Linked DNA regions of Homo sapiens: region 1 is linked to region 2. The links are chromatin contacts, found by Hi-C or POLR2A ChIA-PET in ENCODE. All regions are on one chromosome and are shown on one strand. Each heading gives the region's core, a stretch centred on a gene start or an enhancer-like site at or near the end of the contact. The rest is flanking DNA. Distances are from core to core; before and after follow the strand shown.

What was found. Hi-C counts contacts between places; a loop is a spot of excess contacts on that map. ChIA-PET counts read pairs that join two places held with the same protein, here RNA polymerase II (POLR2A). Pooled maps may share reads with other maps.
Region 1: a loop to region 2 is called in a pooled map, with 2.7 times the contacts of the local background. The contact joins two enhancer-like sites. A Hi-C loop is called at or near these places in 1 of 168 maps with a recorded cell type or tissue (heart left ventricle) and 2 of 50 pooled maps. POLR2A ChIA-PET finds 5 or more read pairs at or near these places in 1 of 52 experiments (A549).

What each region holds. Positions count from the first base shown.
Region 1 is chr9:6,269,403-6,273,942 of GRCh38, forward strand. All of the region lies in intron 2 of LOC107987046 (a long non-coding RNA gene), which reads right to left. Among named protein-coding and RNA genes, the nearest start is that of IL33, 56 kb to the left of the region's middle. Within about 2 kb of position 2,914, at least 5 of the 41 ENCODE cell types and tissues checked have a DNase peak (open chromatin) inside an H3K27ac peak, as active enhancers do.
Region 2 is chr9:6,196,686-6,200,749 of GRCh38, forward strand. It overlaps the pseudogene GTF3AP1. Among named protein-coding and RNA genes, the nearest start is that of IL33, 17 kb to the right of the region's middle. Within about 2 kb of position 1,731, at least 2 of the 41 ENCODE cell types and tissues checked have a DNase peak (open chromatin) inside an H3K27ac peak, as active enhancers do.

The sequences.
Region 1 (4,540 bases), core at 1,664-4,163, 74 kb after region 2:
GAAATCAGAAAGATGAAATCTGACAGGTATTAATCTACAAAACGAATCTACGAAAGAAATAGATATTTATTTATACTTCTCAACCTACAAATAGGTTTCATAAATTCTTTCATATATGTCTTAGTTCATTCAGGCCATGATAACAAAATTAACTGGGTAGCTTATAAACAACATAAACTTATTTCTAACAGTTCTGTAGGCTGGGAAATCCAAGATCAAGGCACTGGCAGATTCATTGTCTCGCAAGGGCCTTTTCAACCTAGACAGCATCTTTTGGTCATAACCTTACATGGCCAGAATGGCTACCTAACTCTCTGGAGTCTCTTTTATAAGGCACAAATTCTACTCATGAAGGCTCCACCTTCATGACCTAATAACTTCCCAAAGGTCTCGCCTCCTAATACCATCACCTTGGGGGTTAGAATTTCAACACTTGGGGGGACACAACCATTCGGACCACAGCAATATGCATAGAATATTACATTATAAATATAAAAAATGTAATAGTAAAAATCCTTCAAAAGATCATTGCATAAAAGTGCAGATGTTCCAAGACACAGGAATTGGATAACTAAAAATTTATATAATAATTTATTAATATTAAATAGGTCAGAAAAAAATAGAGAAATCAAAAGTTGTATATTGAAAAAATCAATAAAATTGATAAACCTTTGTCTAGACTGATCAGGAAAAAAAAAGAAAGAGGACACAAATTACCATTATCCATAATAAGAGAGTTAACATCAGTAGAGATTCTAAAGATATTAAAAATAATAAGATGGAAATATTATAGGCATCACTACATCAATAAATTTGACAACCGTAATGAAAACAGACAAATTCCTTGAGAGGCACAGACTACCAAGATTCACTCAAGAAGAAACAGGAAACATTAATAGCCCTCTATCTATTAAGGAAATTAAATGTAAAGCTCAAAATCTCATAAGAAAACTTCAACCTTCATTAGTGAATTCTTCCAAACATTTAAGGAGAAATAATATGAAATATATACAAACTCTTTCAGAAAAACTGAAGAGGAGGAAGTTTTATTTAATTTTTCTATGAGGCAAAATACACTGATATCAAAAACAACAATACAAGAAAACTACAGACCAATGTTTTTCATCAACAGAGACACAAGAATTCTACAGAATTCCATAAAAATTTTAGCAGCCAGGCATGCTGGCTCACATCTATTATCCCAGCACTTTGGGAGGCTGAGGCAGGAGTATCACTTGAGAAAATGACGCTGTCAGAAACAGAAATGAGGAGGTGGGAAACAGAAATTAGTATGAAGGAAGATAATGAGTTTGTTAGGACAGGTTGAGGGTCAACTGACAATGGGATTATTAAATGGAAATACAGTTGGAAATATAATTGGTACATTCAAAAATCTTGAAGCACAGTTGGTAATCAAAACATTAGTTGTCTTCCACCATCCCTTTATTCAACTCCTCCCTCTTATACTTTTCCATTCATTCTTAAGTAATAGACAGTCCTACTGTCATATTAAGTTGCAAATACAGTCTCAACTCAATAATTAGAATGTCCAGTTCCATGAATAGACAAACCTCTGAACTCAGTTTAGCCTCCCAAAGCCTCTGCTGGTTCACTCTGCTCTATGTGGCCCCTCATGGCATGTGGGGTTGCTCTTTCCCCACCCTGTGTGTATATGTGACTAATAAACCACTGCCAATCTCATCTGACCGGTATTGGCTGTTGTGTGTTCAGCCATCTCAAGGTCCTCCCTTTCCTTAACTAACAGAGTGGATAGGAAGTGTTCAGAACAGCTGGAAGCCTGCTGCAGGTTGAGGAAGGAGTAGTTAACAGACATCAAGGACTCTCAGACCCCTGACCCTCTTCATTCCTCACTCCACATTGCCCTCCACACTCCCCTGCCCAAGATCATCAGCTCCCAGGGTTTTAGCTGCCCCTTTATTGACTGATAACTCTCCAGACCAGATATTCTTCCTGAGTTGCAAGCCAGCTGTGCTTCCAATTGCCTATGGAACAGCACCATTTAGATATGATGCATGGTCACTGATCACCTGGACTTTAGGTTACTTCTTTGCATGATCTTCTCTCTCACAGCAAGACCTTTTGGGTCTGTAATATCTGAGACTGAGATAAAAAAGAGACTTGCTTTATCCTGAATTCTGACACCTGGAGTTGCCTGCCTGCCTGTAAGCTTTCTCTTTATCAATCTTTGGACTTTCCTAGTCCCCCCTTCTTGCCTAGGCTGAGGCCCTAAGCTGCTGCTCACTATTCATTCCTGACATTGAGCCTAATATTTGCAAAGGCTGGAGTCCAAAGAGATGTCAGTATTATACAACGTCAAATTTATCTAAGACAAAAATAGTCAGGTTCTGCTTAAGGTACATGACATGATCAAAGCTTCCTTAACACACTAAACCTAAAGAGAAATGTGGCATTTTTATGGACTCAACTGCCAATCACATTTGAGTAGGACCATTCCAGAAACCACAGAACTAATCAATAAAGCAGCCACGGATTGTGGGTTACTTTTGTGTTGAGCCTCCATATTAATAGAAGCATGATAGACAAAAAAGAGCATGAACTTTGGTACTAGAGAGATCCTGGTTCTAATTTCAATTTCTTCCAGCTATGGGACTTCATTCCACTCTGAACCTCAGTCTCTTTGCCTATAAAATGGGGCTAATACATCACTTAGACAGGGATTTTGAGAAGATGGGATAAGGACATGACCGTAAGCACTTAGCACAATGCCTAGCATAAATTAGGTCAACCAGTGTTAATCCTATTTCTCCTCCTCCACATTCATTTATAATTTAAAACCCAACCAGCCTTTTTCTTTCCCCTCAAAAGAGGCCTACTTGTCAAAGAGTCACACTCAAGGAAAACAAACAAAGGAGGAACTGGCCAGATGCTCCCTTAGGTCAGAACATTGCAGCTGTATGAGTCCTCAAACAGAGTGTTTTGTAAGTTAAACACAGCCAAGAGAGCTAACTATGTTTCTACTTGTTGGTGCTGATAATATGATATTGTGCAATAGTGGCCTTTGCTTCTGTTAAAAGAATTATTTTATTCCATGACATTAAACAAACAGTTTGGAATTTTGGAATGAGCCTTAGCTGGGACACTACCAGTTTGGCCTAAACAGTATCTATTCAGTGAGCAATCTTAAGTAATTATGGTAAAGCATTTTAAGGAGAACAGGATGAACTGATTTAGTAATTCAGTTTCATGCAACTACAACTTATTTAATAGAATTTTTCCTATTTTTCCCTGGAACTATCACCAAGACCCCATTGCTAGAAACAAAAACAGTAAAGTACCCAATATTTGAAATTCAGCTATTTGGGGCAGCAGTCTCTCCCTTGACACATCCTTCCCCTTCCTTGTAAAAGAGGACTAAGAGGTGATAGAAGTCATCTTACTTTTTTTTTTTTTAGCAGGGTCTCGCTCTGTTGCCCAGGCTGGAGTGCAAAGAGGTAATCACGGCTCACTGCAGCCTCAACCTCCCACCTTATTAAGTGATCCTCCTGCCTCAACCTCCTGAGTTGCTGTCACTACAGGCATGTGCCACCACGCCTGGTTAATTTTTTTCTTGTTTCTTGTAGAAATGAGGTCTCACTATGTTGCCCAGCCTAGTCTTGAGCTTCTGGCCTCAAGTGATCCTCCTACCTTGCCCTCCCAAATTGCTGGGATTACAGGTGTGAGCCACTGCACCTGGCCAAAAAGTCATCTTTTTGAGGAACACTAAGTTTGTAAAGAGGAAAAAAATCCCCTTCCCTTTATTTATTGGAAACCAAAAGTGAACATTTCCCATAAAATAAAAAAATATGGCTAAATTTGGGGAGCCAGCCAAAGGATACTAATATTTGATTACTTGGCTGGTGCCTGCTCTACTACAGGTCCTGCCCAAATACTACTGAGCCAGGGAAGGCATGTTTAGGAAAGAATCTGGAATGGTCCAATAACAGTTTGAGAAACTTTATAAGACTGTTCTTTCAGTATTTGACAGAATAATTATACCAAAAAAAATCATTAATTATAGAGAAGACTGACAACACTATCAACTAAATTGACCTAGTGGACATTTACAGAACACTCTACCTAACAACAGCAGAATATACATTATTTTCAAAGCACCTAGAACATTCACCAAGAAACACAAAACAACTGAAATCACATTAAGTATGTTCTCAGGCTGGGCGCAGTGGCTCACACCTGCAATCCCAGCACTTTGGGAGGCTGAAGCGGGTGGATCGCTCGAGGCCAGGAGTTCAAGACCAACCTGGCCAACATGGCTAAACTCCAACTCTACTAAAATACAGAAAAAATAGCTGGGCATGGTAGTCCCCACGACTGTAGTCCTAGCTACTCCGGAGGCTGAGGCATGAGAATCTCTTGATCTTGGGAGGTAGGGGTTGCAGTGAGCCGAGATCATGCCACTGCACTCCAGCCTGGCCAACAGAGTAAGTTTCTCTCTAAAAAAAAAAACAAAAAACTTACCTGACCACATTAGAATTAAATTAGAAGTCAATAAGAGAAAGAT
Region 2 (4,064 bases), core at 481-2,980:
TAATCTACAGAGCTGTATCCTCTCTTTTCATGAGGAAAGGCACCTATTTGTGTGTGACCATCCTGGCTGTGGCAAAAGGTCTGCAATGAAAGTCTCACATAGACATACCATTGCAACAAGAAGAAAATTAAACTCAGAGTAAAACCAACTCATGAAAAACGGAGTTCGGTGGGGTGTAATGGCTCATGCCACTTTGGAAGGCTGAGGCAGGCAGATCATTGAGGTTAAGAGTTTGAGACCAGCCTGGGCAATATGGCAAAACCCCGTCTCTACTAAAAATAGAAAAATTAGCTGGGCATGGTGGCGTGCGCCTGTAGTCCCAGCTACTCGGGAGGCTGAGGCAGGAGAATTGCTTGAATCCGGGAGGCAGAGGTTGCAGTGATTCCAGTCACGCCATTGCACTCCAGCCTGGGTGATGAAGCAAGACTCCATCTCAAAAAAAATAAAATAAAAAGAAAAGTACAAAGGGAGTTTGGCCTCTGGTCTCAGTGGATATACCCCTTCTGAAAGGAAACAAAAATAAGGTTTACCTTTGTCTAAAAATAGAAAGACACTGAACTGTACTAGAGACGTGGTGCAATAACTTAAACCTCAACTAAATATCACATTACTTTGTTTAAAGGACTACAAACCAGTGAGCTTTCTTTCTTTCAGAGGCGTATTTTTTAATTAAAATCACTGATGCAGAACAACAATGTGTTTTCCATGTGCACTTGGTCAACACCTATATCTTTACTGTGTCTCCTATGAGCAGGTACTGGACACGGAGGATGTAAAAAAAAAAAAGAAATAAAAATGAGGCACCATCAGGGATTTCCTCCAGGAGGCAGTGTCACTCTAGAAAGACATGAGTGACCCAGGGATTATGTCGCCAGCTTCAATTCAGTCTAGATTCCTGGCCCTCAGAGAGACATGACTGCTGAGGGCAGTAGCCTAAAAAAGGAAACCCCTGGCCTTTTGGCTGGATGCCTCTGTGCACCCCTCCAGGCCCACTCTCCACCTCCCACAACCCTGCTTTATGACCACAGAGGCTGACTTTCTAGGCTGCTCCACTGGGCAAACTTTCTCTCAGTCAAGGTGGTGGGATTTAGTGAGCTTTCACTAAGTGATGCTTCATGGCCAACAACCTCAGATTATTACGATAAATATCACTTCCTATTTCACGTTACATAAGGGCTCGGGGTAGGTGGTACATCTGTGGCTGTGTGGCTCAGCTGCAGGTGTGGTGACACCACAGGTCTGTTGCATATGTCTGTCTTCTCATCCAGGGACCCCTACTGAAGGATCAATCATTCTTGGGGCATACACTGAGGTTAGAGCTTTTCTTTCCTGAGCTTCCTCCTTACCAGGATTTTGTGGTTGGCAGATTCCCTGTACTGAATCCTTAGCTGCTGCCTAACAACCCCTTCCTAGAGCTGTGTTCTCTGGGCCCAGTCTCTGCTCCTTCTTGACTCTTGGCTACAGAAAGTAGCACCATCCTTGAAAGAAATGCAACCCTGCCAGTACCGTGATCTTTGTCTGGTGAGCCTGGTGTTGGACTTCTCTGACCTGTAAGATTATACATTTGTATTAGTTTGAGCCACTAGGTTTGTGGTTATTTATTATGGAAGCAATAGAAAAGTAATAAAATCTCTCTCCTGTTTTCAGGTAGTAAAGGAAATCTTGAGCCTTGAAAAGCACACTCCTGGGATGATGAAAAGAATGCAACCACTGAGTGTGCCAAGTAGCTTAGCATCCGCTTAGCTCTTCCCGAGATTGTAAACCACTCTTCCTGATCTGAACCACTCTTCCTGAGATTGTAAACATTGCTCAAGGCTATTTACCTTAGAAATAAGGAAATTTGCAGACTCTATAAAACATCCCTTACAGTTGGTAAAACTTACTGCTGAATCAGTTAAACAATAAGGCCTTGCGTGAAAGGAAAAATAACGTGAGTTGGGGCAGCCCAAGTGGGAAATGCCTCTGCATAGGGGAGTGGCATGAGAAAACGACACTAGTGGAAAGGAGTAGGGGGTGTTCCATGGCGGGGATGAAGTTGCCCAAAGTAACCACCCTAACAATAGATGATCTGGAAGAAAGGACCATAGACTGGTACAGAAGCTGTATCCAAAGTCAGACTACAAATCCTCGACTTATCTTCTCCCACCTCATTTCTCACCACGCTCAGTCCAGCAATACTCCAAGGAAGAACACTTCTTTGGTGTAGCTCCCACATATCTTCTCTCCTGGCTTGTGATATGCACCTGTCATAACTTCCTGGGAGGGGAAGACTGAAGGCTGTTTCTCTTAGAACATGCTGTTTCTCTTAGAACATGCTGTTTCTCTTAGAATTTTCTCAGGTATGAACCAATGCAGGACATTCCTATAGATTGGTGGTTTTCAAATCTCTTCTGCAGAATCCTAGAATCTCGAGGCCTCCCGCAACTGGGATAGTTTAAGCAATAGTGATCTTATTCCCCTTACTTCTCCTTTGACTACAGGAGCTCTGCATCTATATGTTGACATGTATGAATTCTGTGTTGAGATTTTATTTGATGTAAGTTTGTGCTTTTAAGAAAAATCTGAAAACTACTGAGCAAAATCAAGTGTAGTAGTGCATGGAGAGAATATTTTCTGTCCCAGACTTGCCTGAGAGCTCACTGTAGAAAAGATTGGGCATTTGATGCCAAGTATAGTAGTCCCCCTTATCCATGGGGGTTACATTCCAAGACCCCCAGTGGATGCCTGAAACCATGGATAGTACCAAACCCTCTATATTATACTGTTTCCCCCCATACATACATACCTTTGATAAAGTTTAGTTTATAAATTAGGCACAGTAAGAGATTAATAATAACTAATAAAATAGAATAGTTATAACAAAATACTGTAATCAAATTTATATGAATGTGGTCTCTCTCTCATTCTCAAAATACTGTAATATTTTCAGACCACTGTTAACTGCAGAAAGTGAAACTGCAAATAAGCAGGGAGTACTGTACCTGCTATTTCTCAATTAGTGCAGCTTATGGATTACTTTTCTAGGCACCAGGGATGGAAACAGAGAGGGAACTTGGCCTCTGTGATTTCCACAAAACAAACAAAAACGAGGCTTATTGGTGTATAGCAGACTAGACAGTTCTAAATCCTGGCACCATTCAATTGACAGGCAGCACTTTCCTTTCTAGCTACATCTCTTATCAAAGAAAGAATGAACTAGCAAACAGGTTGAGAGTAAAATCAAACATTGGCTTGATGATCTCCCAGGAAGGGCAGTTGTCTGCTGCCCAGCACTTCTCTTCACCCATAAATCCACAATACAGCGCGTTGGGATCTGTCCAGTGATCACTGAACAAGGGGCATGAGGAGCACAGGTAGACTACATTTTCCAGAGATTTTCATGTTTATATACTGGATGCTAATGAGCAAACCTCTAATGGAGGACCCACTGATTATTTTTCTAAAGGGTTAAATACGTGTTCTAAAAAAAAAAGTGTTAAGTAAAATTTTTCAGAATTGGCTGTGGAGCACGTAACTCACTCTTCATACCATGTGGGGATGGTAGGCATTCTAGAATGTCTTCCTTCTATCCCTCAGCTCCTCTCTCTCTCCCCCTTCTTCTCAATCCCATCATCTTCCCCTCACAGAACTCTCACTATGTATCACTTCCTGGTGTCCCTGTTCCCTTCCTCAAGACATACCATCCTTACCTCTCCACAATACAATGTAGATTTCAGCCCTAAGTCATCCAGAATCTTGCAACCTGTCGTCACCTGAGACTTCGTATGCCTGTCACTAGGGGATCTGCTCTGGCTTCCGCTCAGTGTCCTCCACGAGGAAACTCTGGTCCCTTTCAAAGGGGGAGGAAGGAAATGGTGGTGCTTCGATTTCAGCTCAGTCTCTTTCCACGAAAGTTTCTTCACAAGAAGGCAAACACAACTTATTAATGAAAGAATGTCTCTTTTCTTCCTACTAGCTGGTCTGGTCTATGTGAAGAACATAGATCTTTATCATCTCGATTGTGACCTGACTTCTTATGAAATAATCACCCTGGTGTAATGGTCCTAAAATACTAGACTTCTTTC